2 separate regions of the Mus musculus genome follow, and region 2 is linked to region 1. A link is a loop called in an ENCODE intact Hi-C map of the cell type or tissue named here. Cell type or tissue: left cerebral cortex. All regions are shown on one strand. Each heading gives the region's core, and the rest is flanking DNA. Links, peaks and the distances in the headings are about the cores only.

Evidence for each region. Hi-C counts contacts between places; a loop is a spot of excess contacts. Peaks named below come from ENCODE experiments on the same cell type or tissue, not always from the same donor. Only the 100,000 strongest peaks of a DNase experiment are listed, where the experiment ranks them.
Region 2: it touches region 1 in a loop (2.5-fold over the local background); 3 of 42 quality-filtered maps call a loop at or near these places.

The regions. Positions count from the first base shown.
Region 1 is chr3:27,584,709-27,600,145 of GRCm38, reverse strand. The region is part of intron 3 of Fndc3b (fibronectin type III domain containing 3B); the gene reads left to right. Mir3092 (microRNA 3092) reads left to right here and starts at 15,151; the gene lies at 15,151-15,246. In left cerebral cortex, for the core only: no CTCF peak of the experiment used is centred there; DNase peaks (open chromatin) are centred at 6,440, 6,528 and 9,168.
Region 2 is chr3:27,692,026-27,707,462 of GRCm38, reverse strand. All of the region lies in intron 1 of Fndc3b (fibronectin type III domain containing 3B), which reads left to right. Among named protein-coding and RNA genes, the nearest start is that of Fndc3b, 11 kb to the left of the region's middle. In left cerebral cortex, for the core only: a CTCF peak has its summit at 8,470; DNase peaks (open chromatin) are centred at 8,566 and 10,843; H3K27ac peaks cover 230 bases.

The sequences.
Region 1 (15,437 bases), core at 4,786-12,785:
CTTACTGTGTCTTGGTGATATCATGTTGATGGCATGAAGTGGTTTAGGAGGAAATGTTCCTACCAAGTAAACCAGGGAAGTCTTCCCCTGGGCCTCAGCCCCATCTCCTGCAGAGTGACGCTCATCACCGTGTGCTCAGTGTGATGCCGCAAAGTGGCGGGGGGAGGGGGGGTTTTGAGTATTGTCATCTTTGTATTGTTTTATAGTGTCTGCTTATAGTGGAGGGATGAAATAGCCAGGAAGACAGCAGTGAGGGGGAGACTTTAAGTACATGCAGAACTCAGTGTGTGGTGAATCCATATTGAGTTATAAGAGTTCATAGTTTACTACTTTCAGGAGATTTTTTTTTTCAAGTTTATACAGCTTAATAAACCAATGATCACCCAGTACCTATCTTTACTGACTTAAAAAGTGATTTGTAATAATCTGGTTTTTGTATACAAGTAGTTATAGGATAATTTTGTAAACCTTACTTTGTTTATTCTAGTATAATTTTTTTTTTAATAATTTAACTGTTCAGAAAGTCAGGGTTGCTTTTGAGAGTACAACTTTGGATGACCCTTTATCCTGTTCTGGTTATTTGGTTATTGTTTGTCCATGTGTATAGCCGATACCTTAGTGTTTCATAACCTAGGTTCACTTGGAGCTATGGCTCGGTGGTTTTCATACTGGAGCAGCCAGGTTAGAGTGCTCAGCTTTCCCCATCTGTCTTGGTTTAATGGTTTATGTCAACCCTATTCTTGTATACAACCTCGAGAAGCATCCTGATTGGCAGGCTTGTCACAGATCCAAGTTGTTCCTTCCACTGTTAGCTTACAGCCTTGTACTTAATGAAATACTCTGCTGATGCCCGAGAGGTGTACCTCAGGCCTTAGGGCAGGAGCAGTGGGGTTGACCATGCAGGGCTTGGCATGCCATGTGGTGATCTGTCAGAGGGTCTATGCTCAGACCTGGGCTGCCTGTGGAGCCAAGCCGTCTGGTAGGTTTGCAGTGGTGGGACAGGGAAGTAGTTGTTAAGATGACTCAGGGAGGGGCTAACTGCTTCTAAGTCTTCCAGCAGGCCCATTCTGTTTACCTCAGGGACTGGGTAACTAAGTTGAGAACAACACGGGAGAACAGTGGAGATGACTCATAAGTTTCCTGGCTGCTAAGCCAGTATCAAATAATTAGAAAACATCACATAGATAAGACCAGCAGCCAGAAATGCTCTCTGCAGGGGCTGACTTTGTGATGCCTGGGCTTGTGCCACCCAGCAGTGGATGAGGGACGCAGCATGTGTGCAGTGGGTCACCCTGGCTCAGTCCCTCTGCTGGGTGACTCTGTCAGTTCTATCATTGCTTTGATTTAAAAAAAAAAAAAAAAAAAAAAAACCCCGCCTAGCTGAAACCAGCTGCTGGGAGGGGGGTGGCTCTCAGTTGAAGGGGAAACAGTCCATCTTGGTGGGGGTGGGGTGTGACGATGGCAGTGATGTGCTGCTCTGGTGGCAGCTTGCTCACATTTCAGTGGATCAGGAAGTGGACCCATTGCCCAGAGCCCTACTTCCTCCAGCGAGGCTCCACCCCCTGAATGGTTGCTGGCTTTGCAAAGCAGCAGCACCATTTGGAGAGCAAGTGTTGTAGGGATAGTTTACACTCAAACCTTAAACATGGCTCACCGCGTTCTCCCACTGAAAGTTCACTTAAAGTGAACTTAAACGGTGCGGAGGAAAAACCTAGTTTTGTTTTTCTTACCACAAAGGAGACGATTTCTTTGCTTAGCTGTACTCAAAGTGGGAGGTTTAGAAACTGAAGGGGTTGGCACTGGGACGTAGCCTAGTGGAAGAGCATTTGTCTTGAGGTTTAATCACCAGCACGTGAAGGAAAAACAAGGCAACAACAACAAAACAAGCCAAACCAAACCAAACTGAAGTAACCTCAGAGCACGCACCATTGCAGCCACTGCGCCTGCCCTTGCAGCAACACAGGGGCAAGGCTTCACACCAGGGCTTGCAGTCTCCTTCAGCCAGAACTTCTAACATCCAGATCAGAATTCTGCTGCTGCTGCTGCTGTTGTTGAATCGCATTTATGTGTTAAATAAATGATACATTAAGACATGTTGGCAAGTTTGTTTGTTTTTTTTTTTAAACCAACCCCCACCCCACCCCATTGGTATTAGAAACGCCAGCCCCCGTGGGTGGAATTACTTCTCACTCCTATAAGGATTCACAAGTTTCCTTTCTAGGACCTGGTAGCACTTCTTTGTCATTTCTAAGTCAGGGCAGAGTGCTGCTGTCACCTAAGGATGCTGGGTGGGGTGGAGGGTGAAGGGGGTGGGTGGGGGGTGGCGCTTGTTACTTTCTGTCCCTAGATTCCCTCTTGCCCAGAAGAGCAAGCTGTGGATGCCACATAGAACAGAGGAGCTCCATGGGTGGGGCAGGGCAGGTATTGAAGACTAATGGTGGGCTCAGAGAGTCAAGCCAGGACAGGACTCTTGGCTGTGCATGAGTCCTTTCTTGTTTGCTGTGGCCACCTTTCTCACTCTCAGGTCACGGACCCCAACCTCATCCAGGAGACAGGTAAGCCCGGAGACCGTGACCCCACGTATCGTACAGAAGGAGACTTCTGCTCCGTTCCTTTTATCTGCTCTCTCTCTGGTACTTCCTTAAGAACCCAGCTCAAACATTATGCATGAGAGTGTGTGTGTTCATGTTTGTGCTTATATGCGCCATGGGGTACACCTGTATATGTAGTTCAGTGGCCCATTGCCTTTCTTGTTGTTTTTTGAGATGGAGTCTTCTACTAAACCCAGAGCTCACCTATTGACAGGCTAGAGTGTGAACTGGCCAGCAAGCCCTAGTGCCCCACCTGTGTCTGCCTGCCCCCCAGCACTGCCCCCACCTGTGTCTGCCCCACCCCCAGCACTGGCCCCACCTGTGTCTGCCCCACCCCCAGCACTGCCCCCACCTGTGTCTGCCCCACCCCCAGCACTGGCCCCACCTGTGTGTGCCCCACCCCCAGCACTGCCCCCACCTGTGTCTGCCCCACCCCCAGCACTGGCCCCACCTGTGTGTGCCCCACCCCCAGCACTGGCCCCACCTGTGTCTGCCCCCCTAGCACTGCCCCCACCTGTGTCTGCCCACTAGTACTGGCTTTTGTACAAGGGTCCCAGGGATCCAAACTCAGATCCCTGTTTCTACCCACTGAACCTGTTTTGGTTTTGCTAAAGAGCTAGTTTTGAATTCAAACAAAGAGAGTAGGATTTTGTGATGCAAATTTGGGGGCCACTTTTTACCTCAACTGCTATAGTGTTACTCTAATGTTAAATGTCCTCTCTGTTCACCTGGTGAACAGTGGTGGGCAGTGAGAGAAGAAAGGAGGCCCTTAGAGGGCTTAGGTGTATCTCTGCCACCCCGCAGAGGCCATGATGGGATGCTCTGAAATAGACCATGGCGATCTCTGGGTACAAAAGCTCACAATGCAGCCCCCTCTTTACTAAGACATAACCACACGAGACAAAAGCATAAACCTTTTGGCTAATTATGTTAAGATATGCTTAGAATGTACTCATGGACACCTCAAAAACACCTGGTTCAACAAGACCTATTTCTACGACACTGAGCATTGTCACATTTCCGGCTCAGCAGAATTTTCTGCCCCATTATTTTTGGTTCTAGTGACATACATTGGGAATGGAAAATTTGATGTCCACAGCCTTCCTCACCTCATTCTTTTCATCGGAGACTAAGATGGCTTTGTCACAGTCTATTTATGCACTGCCATGGATAAGTGACACTGTAGTGATGAGCTGGCTTGGGAAGGCTTAGGGAGGGACTGGCAGTTGGATTCTCTTGACATTTTAAAGTACAGAGCATCTTTCTGACTCCCAGGGCTGCTCTTGCAGCTCAGTAAATAGAAAGCAGCTTATTATTGATGAAAGGACTCTGAAATGAGAGAGAGGGGGGGGAGAAAGAGAACATCCCATGAGCACCAGATGTGGCATTACCCATGTGTGCCTGCTGCTGCAGTGCCCTTTTACCCGGATGTTAATGGAAGCTAACACCTAATGGACTCTGGCAGAAGTAGGTCTGTTTGTAACAATAATAGGTATGCTGTGGTCAACAAGAAGCATCGACAGTTTATTATTTTTAGAGAGCTCTGTTGTGTTTGTGCTCTGTCGGTCATCGTGTGCCTCCTTCTCATAAAAGGAAACTTCCTGTGCCGCAAACATGTGCTCTGCTCTCAGAGTTCAGATCCTGGGCCACCCCAGCCACTTAGTAGATCTTAATGGCTTCTTCCTTTCATTGTCCAGGGGAGAGTTCGTTTTTCATTTTGTTGAGTGTATTTATCATGACCCCAAATTACTTAGATGTCAAGTTCTAGATTTTTCTTTTTATGGAGACCAAGTAAAGACTATCTAACATTAGAAGTAGGGATATATGTAGATGGCTCAGCTGTTAGAGCACACAAGGACCTGAGTTCAGTTCCCAGCGCATGCATAAAAAACCAGACAGGAGGCTCCTAGTGTCATTGGCCAGCCAGTTAACAAAATTAGGGGATTCCAGGTTCAGTTAGAAACCCTGCCCCCAAAGAAGGTAGAGAGTGATTGATCGAGGAAGAGTTGCATAGATGGACAAGAGTTGCATAGACAAGAGTTGCATAGAAGAGTTGCATAGATGGACAAGTGTGTGTGTGTGTGCACGCGCGCGCGCACACACACACACACACAGATCTAGAGCTAGCTGTCTGTCAATTTCTGGAGTATTTTTTGTTTGTAAGGCTTTCCTTTTCATAGATGACAAACCAAAGATTTTTTCGTCGTTGTTGACATTAGCAGAGCGTTTATTAGGGGAAGCAACATGTCTGACCGATCCTGGGCAAGGGATGACATAGAACCTGGACTGAGGAAAACCGAAAATTAGTTTCCAGCAACTCTGGAGACTTCTCAGGTGCTTTGGACCTTGTGGGTGAAGCAGATTGCTGCGAATGCATGAAAGCATGCCCTGGTTGCATGTTACAGTGTTGTCTGCATCACACAGTTGGCATGGTATCCTGGTTTTCCAATTGGTCACAATTTAAATGGAAAGAACCCACTTTTACCCGTTTGAACAATAAAAGACAAAGCCCAGGAGTTGCTCAGGATGCTTTCTAGTCAGAGTAATACCAGTTTAACTATGAGTGTATTTTATCATTGTGTGTCTGTGCAGTATGCATATACATGTGCACGCACCTGTGTATGAATGCTGCGTGTATGTGTGCCCCTGGCCACATGTGGACACCACAAAGTGTCCTCAAGCCTGTGCCCACATTCCACTTCAGTTGACAGGGGGTCACCTTTCTACCTTATTCTCTACAGCCTAGTAAATGTAATCTTAGTTCTGAGTTTCTCTGTACAACACTGTATAACGGGCACTAAAGTGATTCTTTAGGCTGTTCAGGGAGAATTCCATTAAGACCATTTACTGGAAAGTTTTGTTTTTGTTTTTCTTTGACGGAGTTTAAGAATTTTCCATTCCCCTTTTCAGAAATCAGAGAAAACGAAGCTGAAATTAGTGTATGGTGTTAGGGGTAAATGGGCAGGGGAGGGAGCACTTACTGTGCTGGGGGAGGTTGAGGGACCTTCGAGAACTCTCTTCTGCTTCACATGTGTTATCCGCTATTGTCTTCTAGAGACAAGCCTCATTTCTCCTCTCACAGGAGTCCTCAATTTGACCATAATTGTTTCAAGTTAAAGTCCACTTGTGACATATGAGTTGGGCCAGACATGGTGGCATACACCAGTGCTGGGGAGGCAGACACAGGTAGATCTCTGAGGTTCAGGCCAGCCAGGGCTACATGTTGAGACTGTCTCAAAAATTCCTAAGAGGTGAACATCCGTGCTGTCTTCTGATGAGCGATTTCACTGCCTCTGGCAGAGGATGCTGCATAGTTGTTAGAGCTGCCCTGTGGGTCATCTTAGAAAGGTGTAAACGTTCTGCTGGTCTAGAATAGAAAGCCTTCACTGTGGCCGGACCACTGAAAGAGCTTGGTAGGAGCCTCCTGTGAGGCCTGTTCAGAGTTGACATAGTATGTCTCAGGAATGTGTTATTTACCAGCAAAACTTAGCGTGCAGCAGTGAACTGAGGAGCCATTCATGGCACAGTAAAAGATGCCCATTGGGGAACCGTTTCCACACATTGGCACCTCCTCAGGCGCCTCTGGATGGGAGCTGTGAGCATGGTGCCACTTCCTGGCCCTGGGTGCAGAATGGCTCCTTTTCTTCCAGCCACAGCACAAGCATCTTCCGGATCCCCAAGCATCCAGAGCCCCGAGTGGGCTTGGGAGACTAGACCTGTTTTTTCCTGGGAAAGCTCTCAATTTTAGAGGTTCCCGAACACCAAGCCTTATTCCAGAAATAGTCCTGTTGTAGCTTGGTTTTCTGCCGCCTGCTCAGAACCCCACAATTCAGTCTTGTGAATTGAATCTTATTTATGCACTGTGGAGTTTAGTGTACAGACTATTATTTTTAGCCTGAGAAACACAAAACCCATCTATTTAAAGCCCCCAGATCTGAATGGCAGTTTCATCTTGCTTGAAATTCCTTCTAGTATTTTTAAGGCAAAGGAGAAGAAAGTCTAAACACTTTGCTAATTGCAACAGCTGGTCCCTGCTTATGTGTGAATGAATGTCTGAAATCTAAGAAAATGAGGGACTTTTAGGGAAAACACATGGAGTTATCAAGCCTTGTCCGGTTCAAACTTCAATCTTGAGATGTGAGATTGGCTTCATCAGAACAAACAAACAAAGAAACAAACAAGCCAACACTCATTGAGACACCTTGGACAGTGTGGAGGGTGAGGGCATGCTGGAGTTTCTATTGTGTTAGTGAGGAATGAAGACAGATGGATGTGGCTCAGAACTCTCTTAAGCTGGTGGTGTTTATCTAGCTGCTGCAGTGAGAAGCAAACTCTTGTGAGTTTCTAGTTAATTCCTAACCATTCATCCTGTGCTTCAGCCAAATTGCTGATCCTTTCTGGACCCCAGACACCTCCCGTGTTCCTCCACAACTGCCCTCTGGTCCCATGGCCTAATCTGCCTCTCTGCCCATCTTTTCTCACAGAGGGAGGTCAGGGTAATGTCCCACTGCTAAGCCTCCATTTTGTTTTTTGCCAGCTCGTCTTTTCCATCATGCTTTGCCTTCTCTACATGGTCGCCATTTTACCCGACAGTCCAGAGTTCATGTCACATGCTGCCACTTGTCACGTGTCTCATGCTGTCATTTATTCTCACATAGCTGATGGTTCTAGCAAAGGGAAGAGGACACCTACTGAACGTTGGGCCCCAGACTATGCAGTGCAAGGGCTTCTCCTCAGAAACATTTCCAAGCTGCTCTTTGAAGTGACTTCCTCAGGACTCGGCGGCCCCGTGTATCGTGGGTGGTAGAGGGACTATTACAGGGAAATGGTTAATTATTCTTTTTATCTGTTGTGTCTTGGTTTTGTTTGCAGCTTGGGCTCTGTTCTCTGTTGCTGAAAGGCAAATTATTAGAAGGGGGCCATTGATAGCACGGTGTCCAAGGAAGCTCAGCCTTGGAAAGGCACTGTAGCTGCAGCAGTAAAGAGCACCTTCATTCTCTTCTTTTAACCAATATTTAGTTTATTGAATTTCTTCAGTCAGTGAGGAAAAGCTGTGGTAGTCTTTATTGTCCTACTTTTGCCTTGTGGCTTAACATTAATACCATACCGACCAGAGACGGTTTGCCTTCTAGTGTATGGGTTTGAAAAGGTTTGCCTTCGTATCCCACTCTTCTGCAGAGTTAGTTCATGCAGGTGCCCTCCAGAACCCTGGGATCAAGGTGAACAGAGGATGTGAAGGCATTAAGTAAGTCGAGCCATCCATTTGAGGGGACAGTGAGGGGGTCAGTGGGTAACGTGCCTGCTGCCGGTACCGGAAGGAGAGACCTAACTTCTGCAATATATCCTTGAACCTTCATGCATGCACCATTATATATGCAAGCAAGGGTGTGTGTGCATGCAGACACATGAAATAAATTATAAAAACAAGAGCCGGGCGTGGTGGTGCACGCCTTTAATCCCAGCATTCAGGAGGCAGAGGCAGGCAGATTTCTGAGTTCGAGGCCAGCCTGGTCTACAGAGTGAGTTCCAGGACAGCCAGGGCTATAGAGAAACCCTGTCTCGAAAAAACAACAACCTCAAAAAGAAATATATATATATGAATAAAAACAAGGAAAGGCCTGTATTAAATGCAAAATGTTCCTTTCAGGTTTATATTTATTTGTTTTCAAGACAGGATGTCACTCTACAGCCCTGGTTGGCCTGGAACTTGCTGTGCAGACCAGGATGGCTTTGAACTCAGAGATCTGCCTGCCTTTCTTTTCTAGTTCTGGGATTAAAGGTATGATCCCAAAATGTTCCATTCACTGGAGCACTAGCTCTCCTGTTGCATACCGTTACACACACACACACACACACACGCGCGCGCGCGTGCGCGCGCGCACGCTTACTCTTCATTTTCAAGAACTGAAACAGGTAATTGTACTCGCTTGGCATGGCTTACTGTCTGTGCACATGGCCAAGTGGCCTCTGGAGTTTTGCAGTCTTCATGACACATCTGTTGTCAACCTGGCCAGACCTACCCTTACTTCTTTACAAATGGAAGCATTTCCGTTTCACTCTTTCCTCTTCTTATCCGTGTATTTGTAGGGATTCACTCTTTGGAGTTAGTTTGGCCACAGGCAGGGGAAATGGGTACTGTAGTAATTATGACCCCCTTGTTCCTATCATGGTCATGTGATCTGTCTAGCTGGCCACAACCTTTGCCAGATGTGGGCCATGGATGTCAGGTTCGTGCTGAGGGTACAGGTTCTGGTCCCTGCACATACCCTCTGAAGCAGGTGCTCTGGAAACATGGCTCTGGCCATCTGTGGGTCAGTGACCACCTGTGTGGTCCTGGACCTCACTACAGCTTTAAAACGTAAGAATTTTGCCTACATGTGACCTTTACAACGATTCCTGCAGGCAGGGATTCTGCCAAGTGCATATAACCAGACATCTCAACGTAGTGCGATAGGATTACCTACTGTATCCGCTCATGGAACAAATATGCACACATTTGTCATACCCAAGGCATGATGTCAGTTACTCTGCAAGGAGTATATCTGAGGAGGCAGGTCTTGGCAGCGATGGTATGTAAGGATTCAGGAGGTGTCGAGGAGAGCTGGCACGTTTGATCTTACTGTGCTTTAAAAGAGGCGAGCACATTGGCTGAGCAAGCAGGGCCATGGAGACCCTCTCGATGCTTAGCTCTAAAGTATGCCTGAATTTCCACAGGCAGTCGTGAAGCTGGCATGCCTTTCTGGTCCATTGCTCATCAGTAGGAGGATCTTCAAGATGTAGCTTCAATGTCTCAAAGTGTGAGAGAAATTGGCATTTGGAGCCTGTGGTTCAGGTCAGGCAAATATAATAGAGGAGAGCATGAGTGTGTGTATACAGGTGGCGTCTGCTCTCGAACTGCAAGGAAGCTACTTTTCTTAGCAACAATAATGTCACGTTGATCTTGAATCTTGTCCAGCAATAAGCCCTGAAAATAAGATTTGAAGTGATACAGGCAGAAGAATAGATACATTTTCCTTTCAAACAAACAAACAAACAAACAAACAAACAAACAAACCAACCTTGAATTTTCCCCAGGACCAAGCGGAGTGCTGATTTACATTCTGAGGAAAGCTGTCTAGTGTTGCACAGTTCCCTTTCAGAAGAAGGAAGAGGGCCATATGAAGGCCTCAGGTGGGAAAACAGAGCAGGCAGGAGTGCAGCTCTCTGGTAAACTGCATGGCTAGTATGTTCAAAACACATCCAATCAAGCAAAAGGCAGGAGAAACAGGCTTGTTGTCCAGTGAGTGAGTGGGTTTCCTTGAGCAGCCTCAAAGTGTTTTCACTTGGTACTTCGTAAAGCAAGGTTGTATATGTGTCTGTTCTTTACACAGGGGTGGGATGCAGTGAGCTGCTGACTTTTAAAGCATCTTGGGATAGGTATATTCACGCAGGGATTCAGTATAGAGTTGCGTTCTCTGTCTCTGTCTCTGTCTCTCTCTCTCTCTGTGTGTGTGTGTGTTTGAGTGCTTAAATATATGCATCTAGTGTATGTGACCTCAACTATCAGGTACTTTCTACTTTTTTATTTATAGCTGAGTCTTTCATTGGACCAGAACTTTGTCACTTAGGCTGGTGTGGTGGTTTAAATAAAATGGACCCACAGGTTTATATGTTTAAATGCTTAGGGGGTGGCACTATTTGAAAGGATTAGGAAGGGTGGTCTTGTTGGAGGACTTGAGCCACTGGGGGTAGGCTCTGAGATTTCAAAGGCCCACTTCAGGCCATTGACTCTGTCTTCCTGCTTCATATGGATGCAGAGGTAGAACTCTTAGCTACCATGTTTGCCTGTGTGCTCCTTGCCATGAGGATAAAGACCTAAACCTCTGAAACCACAAGTCAGCCCTAATTAAATGCTTTCTTTAATAAGAATAACTATGGTCATGGTGTCTTTTCATAGCAATATGATACCGACTAAGACAGCTGGCAAGCCAGCAATCCCATGAATCTGCTGCCCTGTACCCCACTCTCATGGTTCTAGGGTTGCAGGTTTACAGTTCCCCACCTGGCTTGGTTGTGGGTGCTAAGGACTGAACCTGGGCCCTTGTGTTTGTGCCTTGTCGACAGAGGCAGACCCAGACCCAGCACAGACTTGATTTTGTGACTTGAGTGTAGAGCCTCAGGGACCCAAGAGAGAGAATTCCTTCCCTAGCAGGATAGGCAACAACCACAGAAGGCGGGTCCCTGAAGAGAGCAAATCAAGGAGCTGATACTGTTGTAGAAAGGACAGAGAATGCAGGAGTGAAGAAGACCACCAGGCTGATGACTGCCTTTGGGCTTTTAAAAGCAACCACTGGAGAGCCGTGGTGAGTCAGCCTGGCCAGGTGTGCAGGCGGCACCTGGGATGTTTGTTAAGACACCAAGAGGCCACCCCTGGTCAGGAAGCTCTTGTGTCCTCTTGGGTTTGATGACAGATGTTCACAGATGGTGCCTCATTCCTCACCCAAGGTATCAGCCATGGAAGGGCGGTGGCTGCCATGTTCTCCACACTTCTGCTGGCAGCCTTCTAGCATGGTCTTGGCTTTGGCATAGTAATTGGTCCAGTAGCGCTCTCATTGTGGCCATGCACAAACCTAAGAACGCGCTATGGGCAGGGGAATCCAGTGTGGGATTTGAGTGGCTTTCTCCTCTCGAGATTGCCAGCTATGCCTTCCCTCCATCAGCAGCATGCTTTTGTTCTTACAGGAAGCTCTATTTGACTTGGCATCAGACTGTAACGTGCTAACTTTCAAGCTGGGGCAGTCGCTTGACCAGCAAGTGTGGGGCTCTGAATTGAGTAACAGCAGCACAATCCGAAAGCTGTTTCCGCCGTGCATCACATGCATGTACGGAGCTGTAAAGGAGAAATGGAGGTGCTGCCTTCAGTTAGGAACTCTCCGCAGAGCTTCTGCCCAGAGAAGCCTACCCTTTGCCATCCCAGCAGTGGAGGAACTATAGAAAGTTCATCTTTGTCTTCCATCTGGCAAGTCAAAGCAGGATAGAGCGCTGAAAGATGCGTGTCCTAGATCGCCGCCCTGTCCGTGACAGGAAGGCTGGAAATAAGAAACCCAGGGCCTGGGGCGCTGTTCTCGTCTGTGCACAGATCCAGGTCATCTTCGCACTTCACTTTTTAAGAAGTAAAACATTCTGATGGATGAGTCATCATTTCTACCAGAGAGTGATGAAGTTCAGTTATGTGAAGACGGGCTTTCATACGTAGATTTTAATTGACAATTTCCTATAAAATAAGAAAGTGCCCTCTTTTTCTTTTTCAATACCAAAGTTAATGTTTACCATGCATGAAAATTTGTAACTTCTGTACATTATGAATATATGAAAAGACTAGTTTCTATTCTGTGCCATTAAGGTGATTTACTTTGCTTATTTATGTTTAATGAGAGAGAAGAGACACAGTGTATTGTGTGTGCATGGGACACTCTGTGTGTGTGTGTGTGTGTGTGTGTGTGTGTGTATGTGTGTGTGTGTGTGTGTGTGTGTATGTATGATCTTAAGCCGTATTTCCTTTTCCTTGGAAGTACTTTAGCATTCTTCTGCTCACTTGTCTCATAAGAAAAGGCAGCCAATGTTGTGTTATTAGATAGCAGTGGCAATTTCCTGTAATGGAGTTAGGTTTGGATATGAAAGTCCTTCCCACCTGTTGGTACTATATGGGCAATGTTCTGGAAATGGAAATGAAATAGAAGAAATAGGTCATGGTGTGTGTATGTGTGTGTGTGTGTTCTCTAAGAGACATATTACACCTGCCGCTTCCTGTCTTTTTGATCTTCTCTCTCTGTCTCCTGTTGGCCATGATGGAAACAGGTTCCGTCCACATCCCACTGGCATGATGTTCTCGAGGGCACAGATACCAAGCAGTCACTAGGCAGTTATGGACCCAATCCTTTGAGACCCTGATCTAAGAACCTTTTAGGCTGGAGAAATGGTGGCTCAGGGGCTAGGAGCTCTTAATGCTGCTGCAGAACTCAGACAGTTCATGACTGCTTCTAATTCCAGCTCAAGGGGATTTTGTGTCTCTGGCCTCTGCAGGCACCCCTCCATACCCCACCTCCCCGCCAGCATGTGCACATCTCCACACATAGACATAATTAAAAATAAATATTAACTAGCAGATCAATTATAAAAAACCAAAGGAGCGTGCCCCCATCCCCCCTTCCCCCCCCCAAGCCTAGACTTGTATTATTTCACAGAGTACTTTACTGGCAAAGAGAAGGCCCGCTTGAAAGCTAGAGAAACTCACGGATGGAATACCTCAAAGTGCTTCAGCTGATGGAGAGTCCTTCTGGCTTAAAGACGGTGGGGACACCAGCATCTGGGATCCCTGAGCCACAAGCCAGCCATTCAGGTAGCAGGTAGCAGTTGGAAGGAATTTTCTTATGGGTCTTTTTTTTTTTTTTTTTTTAAAGAAAATATTTTAGTACTCAAAATGCAAGCACAGGGGCCTGGAGAGATGGCTTCATGTGTAAGGGTGCTTTTTGTGCAAGCTTGAGGACCCGAGTTTGGGCCCCAGCACCCATCTTAAGAAGTCTGGTGTGCTGGGCAGAGATGGTGCACACCGTTAGTCCCAGTGCTTGGGAGGCAGAGGCAGGTGGATCGCTGAGTTCAAGGACAACCTGCTTTATAGACAGAGTTCCAGGACAACTAAGACTACACAAAGAAACCCTGTGTCAACACACATATGCACACGAATATGCACACACATACACACACCCACAAGAGGATAGTGTGACCATGTAGCAGTCCCCCCAAAGCTGTGGAGAACAGAGACAGGGCTTCCCTGAGACCTGCCAGCTGCCAGCCTAGTCCAGGCCTAGTAAAATTCTCTGCTCAAAGGAATTGGGTGGAGAGTGGTGTAGGGGGATACCCAACTTCCTTCTCTGATTTACCAATGCACATAAACTTGTGCATGTACATACATGGGTGTATACACTTTCTCTCTCTCTCTCTCTCTCCCTCTCTCTCTCTCTCTCTGTCTCTGTCTCTGTCTCTCTCTCTCTCTCTCTCTCTCTCTCTCTCTCATACATACTCATGCACGAATGGACACACACACACACACACACTTCAGACACTCTGGGGTGCTGTGACTATTCTGTTAGTTGGTGTCTGCATGCTTTCCAGGAGGGTGGGTGAGAAGCTAATGGACTTTGTTCCTTGGAAGGTGTGCGATTTCATCCCAGGCAAAGTTACCTTAGCTCTTCATTCTCCACAAGGTTCTGTCAAGTTTAAAATGTCTACGCAACCCACGATGTTTTCATTTATAACAGGCTGGAGAAAGAATCTGCTAATTTTTTTCCCTTCTAGGTAGACTTCAAAAATTGTCCTGACCTCTTCCCACCCTTTATCTTCCCTGGACCACGCCTGGTAGTTGGAAATTGATTAGTGACAAGCCATCTGCATAGACATGGAACACACTCTCTCCTGCAAAAGGACCTCTCCTTTGAAAAGCCCTTTGTGTGTTTTAAACAGCATTTTAAAGTTGAGTTCTGTTGAGGAAGCTAGAGATAGTCAGGGCTGCAAAACTTACATACCTGTGTTCAAGTATTTAGAAATTTAGATGCTTTGCAGAGATCTGTGTCTTTTATTTTTAATTGAGATTTGAAAAGGAGTGTATTCATTTTATAAACAGAACCTGATTCCTGGTGCTTTCCAGTAATCCCATTAACCTTCTACTTAGAATATGCTTATGCTAGCTATGAGAAAACTCAACTATTGTTATGTAATGAACGAATAGAGTCTATTGACCTGCCTTTGAGAATTTAGTTGTTTACAAAGACAGACAACCCATCTGGTAAATTTTCTGCTTGTTTTATTTATAAGGAAATAGTTGTGCTGTGTGAGTTTTGTGGGAATCCCTTGTCTTTGCTTCTCAGAGATCCAGGGTATAAGTGTGTATGCTGCTGTTCTGACATGCAGGCCTTTCGTGTCACCTGGGAACTCAGATGTTAAAAGATAAGTGGTGGGGAGAGGGAGAGGAGAGAGGTAAGAGAATGGCTGTAGTTTTTACGTGTATCTCAGAAGAAAGACTGGAAGCTGGGGCGGGGGTGGGGAGGGGGTAAGGGTGGCTTGTAGGACTGGCATGCTTTTAACATTCTTGAAATTACTTCACTGTGTCTGTCCTTCCCTTGGCAGAAGGGCTGTGATCTCTCCTGCAGAGCTGAGTCAATTTGCTCTGTTTGCTTGCTTGCTTGTTTGTTTGTTTACAGAAACTGCAAGAAGTTGAGTCTGTGTCCCTTCCTCTGTTTCACTTTAATCAAAATAAGTCTGAGACCGAAGTGCGTTTCTCTTCACCATCCTGATGATTTAAAAAAAAAAAAAAAAAAAAAAAAAAACCAAAAAAACAAAACTCCAGATTTGGGGTCTGAGCTGTTCGATGACATCCTTGCAAAAGCATCTCAAATAGTCATCTTTTTGGTTCAGTTCAAAATTTAAAGATTTATGGGTAGGATACATGTGGGGTGACCTCACAGGAAACTGTCCCCAGACGCCTTGGCTGCCCTGATAGCCCTGCAAAGGCCTGGCAAAACTGTAAGAGGCTGGACCTGAGGGGAAAATGCCTTTCTCCCAGTTTCCTGATCTTTGTGTCTGGGAATGGGGCTGTTTCCCCTCCTGTCCTGCAATCTTATTCCAGCCCAAGGCTGAGAGGACAGGGGAGAGTGAGGAGTCCAGCGTCCTCCTTTGTACAGAGCTGCTTCCACGGGGAAGGTGGAGTGAGGCTGAGGTCCAAGAGTTTCCATTTCTGCGGCTTCCCCTACCCTGTCCTCTCTTGCACTTCCTATGAGTCACCATGGAGATGTCATCTCTTCCCAACCAGCA
Region 2 (15,437 bases), core at 3,612-11,611, 110 kb before region 1:
ATTATCAAGCAGGGTGTAGTGGTTGTTGATACACGCCTTTAGTCCCAGCACTCAGGAGGCAGAGGCAAGTGGATCTCTGTAGGTTTGAGTTAAGCCTGGTCTACATAGGGAATTCCAGCCAAGAGCTGGGCATAGTATATATATATATATATATATATATATATATATATATATATATACATACATATATATATATATATATATATATATATATATATATATGCTGTATAGTGAGACATAGCGCCTCCCCAGTCAATTATCAAATGTTAGATTTAGTCACAAATTGTTCTAGACTAAACCAGCAGGAATGACCATTTGCAGTGAGCAAACACTTAGAAAAATTTTTGTGATAAGTGGATTTAATTAACATCAGCTGCACTTTTTGAGTTTCATTTGGTAACAGAAATTCCAAAGACTTCCCTATGTCCTATGAGATAGTGAAACTCCAAGAACATCCATCTGACTAGATTCTATCTGCAGATATCCCAGAACCCAGCACCTTTCTTTTTTGTTTTGAGGGTAAGGGGAGGGCCTCAGAGATGGGGAGGGGCATCCTTAATACCTCACAGTGGCAGGAAGACCCATTTAATGTGTAAGTGTTCAATTTGTAAAAATTATTTTCCCCACGAGATATAAAGTAAAGAAACATATTTTAACTCCAAGAGTAGAGTGTTTCATTTGTGAATGTGTGTGCACACATATATATCTGGTGTGAAAGTCAGAGTTCTCTCTGTCACTGTCTGCCTCATTCTCTTAACACAGGCACCCTCCTGGAGCTGGCTTGGCAGCCACAAACCCAACAGTCCTCCTGTCCCACACCTCCCATTGTGCTGTGGTTACAGGAGCCTGTGGCCACAGCAGGCTTTTAAGTGGATCTGGGGATTTGAACTCTGGCCCTTACACTGGCATAGAGGCACTCCTACCCCCTGAGCCTTCTCTCCAGTTCCTCTTGTCTATTTGTTTAGTCGCTTGGACGCATTTCTCAAATGGTTCAGGAACAGACAAATGAGAAATAATTTCTTTTTATTAGGATTTAAAAGGAAATTTCTTTTTAATTATGTGTATAACTGTGTGGGCCCCTTCATGTGAGTGCAGGTACTCTTGGAAGCCAGGGGTGTAAGGTTTCCTGCAGCTGCAGTTACAGGCTGTGAGCTGTGTCAGGTTAGTGCTGGGAACTGAACTCTGTCCTTCTGCCGGAACACTGCAAGCTCTTAGCTCCTGAGACAGCTTAGCAGCCCACACTTTATTAGGATTTTTAAGAAGCAACTTCCATGTTCAGTCTAGAGATACCTGAATGTTTGTATATCCTTCAGAGTTACAGGGATAATCACAGGTTATAATTGTGACTCCAGAACACAGAATCCCAGAGACTGATGGCAATGAATCAGTTTTAAATTGCAGTATTATTTTAGTGTGAATATAAATCACATTGCCTCCGGCTATCGGAAAGTTATAAATTCAACCACAGGCCAGGCATTGCTTAATGAGAACATTCAGACGTTTGAATGTCTTGTTCATACCCATTCCTGGCCGTGGGGAGCATTTCACTATTTTCACAGAATCAGGGTAAAGAACTGTGTTATAAATAGAATTATAGTGTCCTAGGGAGTGTGCCAAATATGGAAACAAGATTTAACCATGATATATGCGGGGTTTAGTTTGTTAGGACATCAAGATACAAGTGAGAGACTTATTGTAATCGTAAAGCTGTTGGGTGACAGGCAAAGATTAAGGGCTGAATCTTAGTATGAGTTTGGTGTCAGCAAACATAGCTTGTCAGGGAATCATTTTCCTTTGCCCCTATGTGACTCGGGCAAACTTTGAAACCTCCCTTAACTTGGGTTTCCCCATCTTAATATAAGGAAAAAACAATTCAGTTGTATCTTTTAAAACAAGTATCATACATGCTAGTCTGTCTTTAAAAAGGTTTGACAAAGCCTTACCTGGATTGAGGAGTTGGTTCTGATGACAGTTTCAGTTGAGCTGGCCCTGTGGAATTTGCGTGTTGTAGAGACCATAGATTTGTGCTGAGACAGTTTGAAACTCCTTTACTTTCTCTTCTGTGGTCAGTTAATAAAACTTTAAGCTTAGATGTTTCTACTGACTCCTCATTGCCAGTGGAATAGGTCCTGCCCCTAAGTCGTCCTCTCTGTGTTGTTTGGCAAGGTGGGTTTTGACTGGACCAGCATTGTTGAATGCCTGGGCAGGCCAGTGTGGCTTTCTCAGTTCAGGGTCATTGTGATGATGAAGCAGGAAGTGCAGTTTCTGAGGAGATTTCAAGCTGGAATGACAGGCAAGGCTTTAGTCCTTGCGTTATCCGAGCCTTTTATTTGAGCTTTCAACACTTGCCGACATTGGAGACACAATGGCTGTTTTTCACCAGTGTACTATAGCTGGAGAGTGTTTCCTGGTAGAACTCTTTCCAGGTAGACCTTAGCTCTTCACTGTCGGGAATGCACGTGGGTGGTGGAGGAGCAGTTTTGTTCTCCAGTTTACACCACAGCATTTGAATTAGCAAAGTACCCATAAACAGAGGCTTCGTGTTAGCCTTGGAGCAGGTGGCGTGCTATGTCTTGGAGGGGCGGAACATGCCTGGATCCTGGTGGCTAGACGGGGACACTCTGTCAGACTGAGCACGGGAGGGTGGCTTGGGACTACCTGACCCCTTTGCGAGGTCCAGCCAAGGAGAAGCCAGTCTGAAGTCCTGGCTCACCTGGACCGACAGTTCTTTGTAGTAGATTTAGTAACAAGGGTCAGTCCTTGGAGACCAGAGGTATGTGGGACAGGAGCTGTGGGATAGGAGGGGGAGGAGGTTTAAAACTCCAGCCTGTCATCCTGTGAGGTTCCGTGGACAGCCTTCTGCCCATGAGGATATTTCCTCCTGTGAACATAGATCAATCTTTGAGTTTCTTTTCCTTGTACTGGGTTGAGATGCGCTGATTTCACATTCATAAGTCCTAATATTCTTGGCAATACCGTCAATTCCAACACAGCTCCTAATCGGAACTCCTGTTAGATCTCACGACTATAGTGTTGCGTATCCTCCCTGTGACTTCTAGATAACTCACTGTGGGTGCGCATGTGGGGGTGTCGGGGGAGTTGTGAGATGATGTTGAGCTAAAGGCAAAGAGAGTTGAGAATTTGGCAGCCATATTTAAAGTGTCTTGTGTTAAATGACTGTATTTGAGCTGAGATGGTAATTTTATTTCATACCCTTATTGATGCAGAAGAAGACATTGACAAGTAGGGTCTTTGTTAATGGAATAGTCTACTTTTTTCTTTTTCTTTTGATAACAGCAAAGCATTTTCCTTCTCCCCCACAGAACAACTCGGCTCATCTTTTCAGAAAGTGTAGAGAACAGACTTCCTTCCACCCCTGGAGCAGGCCGGTGGCCACTCCAATTCTTCTTTCCCTTTCAAACTTTGACAGCTAGTGAAACTGGAGTACCTGTGGCCTACTGAATTTAGGGACTTGCGGGATGACAAAGCCAGGACCATGCTTGTGGTACAGGCCCGAGAACCTGAGAGCAGGTTCCCAGCGCCTGTGTGAAAGGTTGCATAGAGCAGGACAGGTCTGTAAACTCCCATGCTGTGCTAGGGCTGCAGAGGGGAGGAGCCCAGAGGCTCACGTGGTCACCCACGTGGCCTTGGATTTTCCCTCTTCTGGGGAAGAGACCTTGTTAGCAGTACCTTCATTGTACTTTGTCTCATTGTAGCTAATTAGCATTTTAAAACTACCCAGACAAAGCTAGGATGACGTTGATCTCCCATTCCTAATGAGAAGCTTTTGGGGTTATCAAGATGGCGGCTGGTCAGGTAAAGGCATTTGCAGTCGAGCCTGATGACCTGACCTTGAACCCCAGGGCCTGCCTGCATAGTGGTCGGTGGGAACTGACCCTTGTTATTCTCCGACCTATATACTTGCCATGACACATGCAAGCCCTCCCCACTGCAAGTAAATAATGCCAAAAAGAGGTTTTAGTGTAAAGATCAAAAGTTTAAATACATCACCAGAGAAATAGTTATCTAATTAAGAGAACAAGCCATTTTAGTATCTTGGGGAAACTTGTACCCTTCAAAACAGCATGGGCTGATTGTAATTCATTGTTGGGAACCTGTGGAGAAGGAGGGGACCCTAGAAAGTTGGTGCTCACAGTGGATGCCACAAAATAGCTGTTTTCTTTCTGGTGCTTCCATATGAACTTGAACCAGCACCCTGGCAACAACTGTAGCTGTATTTGCATTCAGGGTGACCCAGAGGGGCAAGCACTGCGCCTTTCTGTCCATCCCCAAGTGGAGAGAACAACTCGACAACTTGTTAGTTTTGGAGCTCTGGTGACATTTGTTTTGCCTTTGCTAACTTCAAATCATCTGTAAGTACTTGATGGCAGATTGATAAGGCAAAGAATTGAAGCCTGGGCGTGGTGGCGCACGCCTTTAATTCCAGCACTCGGGAAGCAGAGGCAGGCGGATTTCTGAGTTCGAGGCCAGCCTGGTCTACAAAGTGAGTTCCGGGACAGCCAGGGCTATACAGAGAAATCCTGTCTCGAAAAAAAAAAAAACCAAACAAACAAAAAACAAAAACAAACAAATGAAAAAATGTGTGTGCGCGTGAACTTGTGGAGTTGGTCTTTACAAGGACTCTGGGGACTGAACTCAGGTCACAGGGCTTGAGTGGCAAGCCACCTTTCCAGGCCTGAGCCATCTCGTCGGTCCTTAAAGACTTTAAGGATGTTACTGTTTTGTTTTTCTTTTGAGACAGGGACCCATTTAGCCCATGCTGACCTCTAAAGCCCCATGCCTCTCTGCTGAGGATACATGCCTTGAGTGTCTGCGCCTCCTGCCTGTACCCCCCAGCGCTGAGACTGGGGACGGGGACTGAGGGTTGGAATTGTAGGTGTGTCCCAGCCTTCCATTTGCTAAGCAGGCGCTCTGCCCCGAGCCGCATCTCTAGCCCCCTTTGCTGCTTTTAGCTGCCCATTTGCCTCTACCCCTGCCTTTGGGTGTAGTTGTAGGGATTCATGAATTAAATATTGAGATAGGTTAGAGGTGTATTCATCTCCCATTTCTCCTAAAGGAAGACATTCTTGGTGACTGGAGGAATTTACCAGAAATAATCAAGTATCTTTAAATACATCTCTGATGACTAATCTTGGTTGTCAACTTGACACACCTGGGAAGAGAAAGTTCAATTGAAGAATTGCCTCTGTCAAGAATGGCTCGTGGAAGCCGGGCGGTGGTGGCACACGCCTTTAATCCCAGCACTTGGGAGGCAGAGGCAGGCGGATTTCTGAATTCGAGGCCAGCCTGGTCTACAAAGTGAGTTCCAGGACAGCCAGGGCTACACAGAGAAACCCTGTCTTCAAAAACCAAAAAACAAAACAAAAGAGTGGCTTGTGGACCTGTCTATGAGGCATTTTCTTGATGGATAATTATGAAGTCCGGGTTGGAAAGTGAGCCCAGCTCGCTGTAGGTGGTCCCATTCCCTAGGTTGGTGGTCCTGGGTGTGTAAGAAAGGTAGCTGAACATAAATAAGCCTGGAAGCTCACAGTCGGCAGCGGCCCTCCATGCTTTAATTCTTGTCTCTATGCTCCTGTCTTGTCTTCTTCCATGATAGAGTGTGGCCTACAAGTTAAATAGTCCCCCTCCCACCCCCGCCTGCCCCCCATTAGTTTTTTCTCATAGTAATGAAAAGCAAGCTGGAATGACATCACAGTATATTTTATATCTGACACTCAAGCCTGAAGGATTTGTTTGTTTGTTTGTTTGTTTTTAAGAACATGACTACCCTAGGACTAGATTTGTCAACTTAGAAAAACCTCTAATATATTCTTAGGATCCGTGCTCCCTTTTCTCTCATGTTTTAAGGTTCTCTGGGAGGTTCCTGGGGGCACGTGGGCCACAGCACTCGCCTCCTGTCCAAGGCCTTCTGTTAATTTCTTGCACAGCATCAATAGTAGACAGCAGTAAGAGCCAAATGCTATCCTTTGTTGTTTAAATCAATTGAGAAAAGTAATGTAAATGATAAATATTGCTGTCTCTGGTTTTTCTATTATATGTTTTCTTATCTCAGAAAAAGTCATCCTGAGTTAGAAACAGTCTGGACTATTGAAACGAATACTTACAGATACATTGGACTAGAATGCTTATGTGTTGCTCTTGGGCCTGTGAAATGGTAGATTTTTTGCAGAAAACTTTTTTATAGTTCATAAAAATATTCAACCAGAAGTAGCCTATTGCCAGCAACTTGAGTCTGAAATTTTGATTCTGAAGGAAATGGGACTCTGATATGTCATGAACCCTTTGAAGGTGCTTACTGAAAGATGACCAAGTGGTGAACTTATTACTGTACCTAGTGATGGTTTTAAGAAGTATGAGAAAAATGAAACATTGATCTGGTAGGGCAGACTTCTGTCATCTACATAGCCCAGGCTGGCCTCTAGTTGCTGTGTAGCTCAGGATGAGCCTGGTCCTCCTGTTTTCACCTCCTGAGAACTTAGATTCAAGGCTTTATGGGCATCACACACATTGCTCTGTGCTCCTGTGGCTCAAACGCAGAGCTTCCTGCTTGCTAAGTCAAGCTCTACTCTCTGAACATCCCTAGGTTCCCTCCCTGTTAACTGGCTTCAAGTGCAGAGGAGGCAGTAGACAAGTAATTGGCAGAGAGTGACGAAGGCCTCGTAGTACTTGCCGGAATCAGGTAGCCTGTTGTGTCTATGGCCCTGTAAGAGCACAGCCACTTTCTCCTGATGTTCATGGAGAGCCACAGAGAGCTCAGATCTACATGGACAGTTGCATTCTTGAAGCGCTGACACTCTGTTTGCTTTTAGGAAGCACATTGTTTTTTTCCATCAAGTCACTCAGTAGTGCTAGAGATAGTGACTTAAGAGATGGGATGAGAAACCTGGGCATTGTGGGTAAATTACACACTCATGACACAAACCCACACAGAATAATGCCATGGAAAGACTTACATTCTCATACAAACACTGTCGGCAAAGGCAGGCCCTACTTACTGCTGCACAAGGCATTGTCCATTTATTTCTGAGTCTAGGGGAATGGTGAACTCATAGGGTGTGGCAGTAGTGTACAGCGTGTTCTCTAAGTGGGTATAGTTTCTCTTGACTATAACCGTATATAACTGTATATTGTATACTCTATATAAACATTACTGTATATCAAGTGGCTCGGCGAACACCACCACATGAGTGTTTATGCATGGCTGGTCATTTTTGTGACCTTTTGTCTCAAGAGGAAAGCTATACTTTCCAAGCAATAGGAAAAGATGCTCGAGCCGTAGTCCTATGTTGAGGAGGAGTGTGAAGAGCAGCCACATTGTGCTTAAGGATTACTAAAGGGAAAATGTCCAGTTCTTTGGCCATGATCAGTGCGTTCCAGTGCTATCATGTTAGATAGGTTATCGTTTTCTCAAGTTTGAACATCTACAACTTTCCACAGCATGTCCTCTTCAGGGTTGTTGATTGTTGGACTTCTGCGTCTTGGGAAACTCAGATTGTCTCATTGTCTCTCTGGACTATAGGGGTGACTGCTGATTTAAATTGGGTTTTCCCTTCCCTTCCCTCCTCCCCTCCCTTCTTTCCTTGGTGATGCTGAGATGGTACCCAGGGCCTATGTGCTATGTGTAAGCACTTAACCTGAGGCAGGGTCCTCGTGTTGACCACTGCATTCCCAGGTTGAGCTGGGATGCTTCTTTGAAGAATCTTGCTAATTATAGACATTTTGAGTTCCTATCGTTGTGTTGATTTTTTTTTAACTCAAGGAAATAAACACTTATTTGTTCATCTATTACTATTTTAGAAAAATCAAAGTTCTCAAAAAGGTTTGTGGACTTTCCCCAACTCAGATTGCTGATTTAGAAAATTTCTGTTTGCTAAAAATGTGGCCTTTGATTAAAAAGTTTTTTCTTGTAACTGGACCCAGTTCAGAAATTGTAACCATATATTACATATATGTATATGTATATGTATATACACACATGCATATATATACGCACACATACATACACATCATATAATATATACACATATATGTAATATAACTTATGTAATATACACATGTATATACATATTACATAATATATGTGTGTGCTATTATTATATATATTTTAAATCAAGGTTTGTCATATGGCCCAAGATGGCTTAGAACTTGCTTTATGGCCTAGGGTAATTTCAGACTCTTGATGCTTCTGCTTCAGCCTCTGGCCTCTGAGGTGTTGGGATGGCAGGCATGTAATCCCACCAAAGCAATCATACCTGGTTCCACGTTTATTATTTCGCATGTTTCACTGGGCTTGGAACAGTGTGTATTTGTGTTCCCAGGGAGCAGAATATTAAGGCCAAGCAAAACTGAAGGCCTCTCATGTGCTCAACTTGTCTATTGCCCAGAAACCTAAAATTTATAGTTTTGGTATAATAAAATAATACTATTCTGAAGCTCTCCCAAGAGGGAGCTGTTTTTCCTGGGTTGTTTTCTGCACTACCCACTTAAGTTTAGGAAGGGAGAATGAGGAGGACAGAAGTAGGCTTCCCAGAAAGCCATCTGTGAGACACCGGAGCGTGGGAGGATGGAGGTAGTTCCTTAGAGAGGCGCTGGTGAAGCGGCACAGTGTGCAGACATGTCGCGTGCTACCCCAGAGAGACTCTTCACTCTCATGAAGGTCACCTCTGTGTCTTTGAGTTGAGCTGCTTTGTGGAGTGAGATGCTGCACCCCTAATTTGCACCTGGAAAAGCAAACACATTCCAATTACTGACCTGTCTCTGTTTTCACAGTGAACTGTGTGGTGATGTTGGTTATACCAAAGCAGCCAGAGGTCTGGGACATACAGGACTCCTTATTGCTGGAGAGAGGCTCCTGCAGTTAATTAAAGGTGACCTCAAGATTCAGAGGAGCCTGGAGCCTGGACCTTCCTGGACAGCCAAGGCTAAACCTGGCAAGCTGGCAGCCTTAAATGCTTCCTTTGTTAGAAGTACTTAGCTCTGTACTCCATCTTTAGAAAGTGAGTTCATGGGAGGTGAGTTGAGGACAGAGTCTGTAGTGAGGCCTTGCTGGGTTCTGTCCTTGTAAAGTTTGTGTGGACAAAAAGCCCGTGTGGATGCTGTAAGGATCACCACCCAAGGATCATTTGTGTTCCTGCACAGGGACCTGGTCACAGTGCAGAAGGACATGGGTGCGAGTGGTTAAGATCCCTTTCCTGTGTGGATGTGTATGACACAGGCAGCACCCCACAGAAGTGGTCTCTAATGCTCTGATGTCATTGGTCCCCTCCTCAGAGGGAGCTTGTCTTAGCTGCCAGGCTGGCCTGGTTGGTTGTACATCCTTCATGACAACGGGAAGAAAGGTTAATGTGTAAGAGTGTTTCGTTTGTATCAAGTTGTTTTCCACACAAGATGTAAAGAAAAGAAATATATTTCAACTCCAGGAGTAGAGTGTTTCATTTGTGAATGTGTGTATGCACACATATATATCTGGGGTGGAGGCCACTGTCTGCTTTATTCTCTTAAGACAGGGACCCTCCCTGAACCCGGAGCTGGCTTGGCAGCCACAAACACAACAGTCCTCCTGTCCCACCTCCCATTGTGCTGTGGTTACAGGAGCCTGTGGCCGCAGCAGGCTTTTAGGTGGATCTGGGGATTTGAACTCTGATCCTGATGCTTGCATGAAGCACTCCTACCCCTGAGCCTTCTCTTCAGTTCCTTTTGTCTGTTTGTGTTTAGTCACTTGGGCTTGTTTCTCAAATGCTTTACCACTATCACCTACAAGTGAAGATTTAATTAATTAATTTTGGGTAAGAGACACCAAAATTTGCTTGCGTGTCTCCCCCCCACCCCCACCTTCTCCCCGCCTCCCACCTTGTTTTGAACTAAGGCTGGCTATATAGTCCTCTGTAGGACTGTAGGACAGCCACAGAGCGGACCAGGGGCTTCAAGTTCACAGTGATCCTCTTGATCCTTCAGTGCTGAGATTACAGGTGCACACCACAGAACTCTGCCCTCTACACTCATATTTGAGGAAATTATGATGAAGTCATAGTCTTTTAGGAAGTAAACTCATTCTTAGAAATCTCTCTTTTTTTAAGGAGAGGTCTGTGATAATGGTGGAAGAAACATATTAATAAGTTTTGATGCTTATAGTTTACTTCAGGCTATACTTAGCAGTATATAAAATTGCCATAGCATTTCATCGTTATTGAAGAGACAGTTATTTACAGGTTTGTTTGGTTTCTGGACATAATTTTAACCTGCTTTGTTATCCGTCTTGCATCCTTAGATAGTGGTACCTGTGGAATATGAGAGATCGTAGAATGTAACTTTTTTTTTTTAGCTTTTCTCATTTGCTTTTTAGATTCAAGTCAACATGGAAACAGTGCTACTTTCTATTTATGTATCACCTTCTGATTCTTTTCAATTACGTCATGCTTCTTAAAAGCTTATTTAAGGGCTGAGAGATGGCTCAGCAGTTAAGAGTATCGGCTGCTCTTCCAGAGAACCCAGGTTCAATTCCCAGCATCCGCATGCTACAACTGCCTGCAACTGCAGTTCCAGGGGATCTGATACCCCCACCAGACATACATGCTGACCAAACACCAAAGTGAATGAAATTCAGCTAAGTAAAGTTTTAAGAGCGTATTTAAATCCACCAGGACCTAGCCCTTGGCGAGGAAAGAATAGAGGGCTCCCATCAGTGTCTCTAGTAGGGAGTCTTCTGGCTTCTCTCTCTTGACTGTAGTTTTTGGGTCCCACGTGCTTGCTTTTCCCGTCCTTGTTTGGTAAGTTTGTCTTTACTCATTTGAGGAGCTGGGAGTGGGCACAGACTGGTGTGTAGGTGGGTGCTTGAGGAAGGACATGGCACCAGCCACAGTGAGTGCACTTGTTCCTATTGCACTTGTGGGACGACATTTTCCCAGTCACTGAGTCGTGGGTGACAGCTCTGTGCTGTTCTCAGATGCTTGGGAGATGAACCAAGGACTCCTCTCTTTCCCTAAAACAAAGCAATGAAACCGACTGAGGTATTTGTTTGTCTTCAGGACTTTCGATTTCTAGTCTTTTGTAACATTTTTCAAGAAATCATGGCCAGCAAATATATGCTTTTTTTTTTTTTTCCCATGAAGGAAAATATAGAATGATGGTCTGGAAAGTTAAACTGTAGGACATGTTAGATCGAAAGGAAAGCAGCTTTTTACGGAAACCATTTCTTTGGCATTCTTGAGCCCTGGTGCATAAATAATAGATGATTATCACATAGTTTTCATACTTGGGGGCCATGGGAAATTACTCGCTTAGCTTGGAATTCATGCTTTGGTAAGAAGAGAAACCCTAACTTCAATGATTTGTAGTCGCCGGCTGAGCCAGAGTGCCCGGAGGGTTTGGGCTTGAGGTCCCGTTTTTGTTTTTTTTTTTTTTTTTGTCCAGTCTGGGTCTAGTCTGTCAGGAGGACTGCTTAGGGCTGTCACCTGCTCAGAAGATGATGGCTGTCATCCTACTATTTTGTCACTTTTCCTCAGGGCCCTCAGAGATTGCTGAGGAGCCTGTCACAGTGGGATGGTAGTTACTTAAACAGTTTAGTGGTTTGAAGTGTCTACATCTGCCTTCCTCTGGACTGTGACTCCTCCTGTGTCCTTGATCATGTGACTTCGCTTAGCCCTCACTCCGGAGCAGTTTGTGTTAGCGAGGTAGTGGGGCTCAGAGTGAGGCGGAGCAGGGGGGAAGCACTGTGTGCCGGAATGGGATGGGCAGGGAGGGTGGCTCTGAAGGGCAAGCATTGCTCTGGTGGCTTTATTCCTTCTACCATCTTGCTTTCTCACTGCCTCGGTAAAGAGAGCTCGTTTCTTTTTCAAGTATATATAGGTGACCCATCTGCTTCTTCATCTTCTCTGTCTAAGATCAAAGGAAGTTTAAGGCGGAAGCCCTCTCTTCCACCCTTTCTCTCTTTCTGTGGATGTCTTTCTTTGTAACATTAGATCCAGCCTTGACCTGAGTCAGTGAGACCATGGGGACCCCAGAGCTGGCCTTTCATGCCCGAGTTAGCACCTCAGACCCCTCTTCCCCCTCCCTTTCTCTCCTTCTCTCCCTCCCTCTTTCCCCTCCATCAGAACACCTTGACAAGGAACAGTGAGGACCCAGAGGTAACTTTGGATGTCCTTTCTAATAAGTGACCTAAAGGGCTTTCAAGATGGCTCAGCAGCTTAGAAGTATTCTAGGCACAGTCCTGGCAACCTAAGTTTATCCCCAGAACTGTGTATAGGAGAACTGAATCTACCAGGTTGTCATGTGACCTTCACACATGCACGATGTTGATGATGATGATGGTGGTGGTGGTGGTGGTGGTGGTGGTGGTGGTGGTGGTGGTGGTGGTGAAAATAATAAATGACACAGAATATGACTAGCATCGTTTCAGGCTGTAGAGTGAGGCTGCCTTACTACCTTCACTGACCTCTTGTAAATGAGAGACTTCGCTTCACAAACAGAAAAGATGAGAAGAGCACTAACCGTGGCCCGCTGTTTACTGACGGGTTCTTTTGTAGACACAGTTGCCTGGAAGGCATGATAGGGGCCGGAGCCTGTCTTGCTTCACGAGTGTGAGTGAGCTCGAGTTAGGCCTTCATGCTGGGGAAAAAATAACATTCCCCTTTCCTTTCCAAAACTGGGCAGTCGTTCAGGCACACTGATGGAAAGGGAAGGCCAGTCCCTCCCGAGCCCCGCCCGAGTGCAAGCCTGGGGCCATGTTAATAATGGCAATCCCATTATTTTCTTACAGTAGACAGGAAGTGCTGTCTACACCCATTAGATCTGTTTGAGTGGCCCCTGGCTGGAAAGAAAGAAAATTTAATTTTCTGACTTGCAAGGAGGAAGGGAAAAAAAAAATCTCAGCAGTATACCATAGAGACTCACTGTTAGAGTAAGAAGAGTCATTTTAAAAACTTGAAAGTTTTTCCTTTTAATTATTGGAACATTTGGCCCTTTCCCATATGGAAATCATGAACAGGTTTCTGTGCAAGCTAGGTGTGAAGACATCGTTTCCTATTTATTATATGTCAGAAATGACCCAATTTTGGCCTGTCCTCCTTCCCTCCCCTCTCTCCCCTCCCCTTTCAACCATGTTTGCAAGTTGCTCCACACCTTACTCTGGTAGTTGGCAGCCTGTGACTCATGATCACTGTGCAGGTTCATAAGCAACACTCGGGCTGGCGAAGTGGCTCAGCTGGTAGAGGGCTTGCCTGGCAGACCTGATGCCCTGGGTCGGATCTCTCGTGCATGGCATCAGACTGCCATGCTAGGACACATCTGTAATCTCAGAACCCAAGAACCAGAGGCAGAAGGGTCAAGAGTTCAAGCCATCGTCAGGCTGTGTAATGAGTTTGAGGTCAGCCTGGGTTACGTGAGACCCTTTCACGAACACATATATGTGCTCACGCGCAACATTCATGTTGGAGAAAATCTGTATACCCATTAGGACAAGAAGTTGATTTGTGGTTTCTATAACAAGAAAAAAATAGTATTGTAATAGAGAAAAATTATGTTAGCGTGTTGTCACCTATGGCCGCCTTGCTGCCTTGAGAGTTAGTCTCATGGGTGACTTGGACTCTGTAGGGATTGATCATATGTGCCATGTTTAAGATTTTTTCTTTCAGTTTGATAACCATTTAAAAAAATTATGGCTTTATTTCTATTTTGATAGATTTTTTGTTTTCTTGAGATGTTTTATTATGGCTTCTTAGTTGTGTAATTCACTCTGAAAGTCTCAATATCTATGAAATATATCATGTGAGGAAGACCTGGAGTCTCAAGGCCCTGCTTATAATCATGGGTAACCCTGGGGCGGAGGGCAGCTGCTTCAACCAGGGGGAGATGGCTCTGTAGTTCATACTGGAGACAACCTTGTGTACGGCACTGTAGCTCAGGCGGATGCTCGTTTTACATTGATGGTGTGTCCATGTAGAACTTCGTGTTGCTGTCTGAGATGGTGCATTGGGAAGCCAGGACCTTCCCACATCTCTGAAGGAAGACAGCAATGGACTGAGGTGCTTTCTTTCATCAGCAATTTCCTTTCTCTTTGTCCTAATTAGGAAAGCATTGGGCACAGGGCTGCCTACAGTGTTGGCCCCTTTACCTTTGACAAGTAATCCACGTTAATTAGTGTTATTACCAGTATCATGGCTGCCAATGTTCATTTGCCTCATTGATTACAAGTGCGTAGAAGGAGTCAATACTTGATCCGCATCATGACTTCGTGACTTGGATGATAGTACACGATCTGATATATTCCAGAGGGAATGCTTCTCTAACCTTTTCCACATTTTATATTTCATTTATAAAATGATTAGGCTTTCTTTGTGGCATTTCCCATATCAGGGGCCCACGGACCATTGTGTTGGGGTGTCTCTGAGATCACTTCTCAGAACTCTCAACACTAATTATGACTTATGACACGGGGTGGAGGCTTTGAGGTTTATATATAGCAAAAGCATTAAACGGCCTTGAAATTTTTCTCCTGCTAGCCAAAGATTTGGGAGTAAAACTTTTGACCTGAGAAATTGCTTGGTTGGATATTTAGATTTAAAAATGGCTGTATGGATTGTTTACCATCTAGAGTGGCATAGAGTGACACATGCGTTGGAACTGTATCTAATGTGCTTTAGTTTGGCAAGAAATTAGGGCCCAGACACAGGTTAGGCACGATTATTTATTTTTCTTAGTCAACAACATAACTCATTTTGCCATGGAAAAGCAATCATTGAACACGTTTTACTTGATAACGTGTTTAAGCTTGTTTAACCTTGAGCACAATGCTGTCTTATTTTTCCAGGATGCGGCTCTAATGCCTGCCTGTAAGGATGTTTATCATCCAGTCAATCAGAGCGATTTGGCGAATATTCCTGTCCTTTGGATTCTTTTACCCATTAAGACCCTTCATTGAGGAAAGTTTCTAACCAGTTAGCCATCCTGTGATCTTTAGCATTAGGGAAGTCATATTTTGATTTTCTAGGAATGACAATTTAGCCAGGAAGTCAGTTGCTTAGACAGTGAGAGATCTTTGTTCTAAATGACCAGTACTTCCTTCTTACTCAATGCTTGCTTTCTGTAGAGTTATTATTACTGTGGTGGTTGTTCACAGTGTGGACACCAACTGATGTTTCTTAAATTTTCTTTCTTGAGATTCTTAAGATTCAGTCTTGAAGCAGACCTACCCTGCCTCCGCACCCCCGAAGCCCCCCACAAAAGGTATAAATAATGAGATGGAGACTTTTAGAAAAGATTCATAGTAGTTTTGTTTTGTTTTCAAGAAATTGTGAGGGTGCGGTGGCAGCTAGAAGTGGGTGAGAAGTCACTTGAACTGGAATTACAGTCAGTTGCAAGCCTCTAGGTATGGGTGCTGGGAACCAAACTTGGATCTTCTGCAGGAGCAGTCTGTGCTCTTC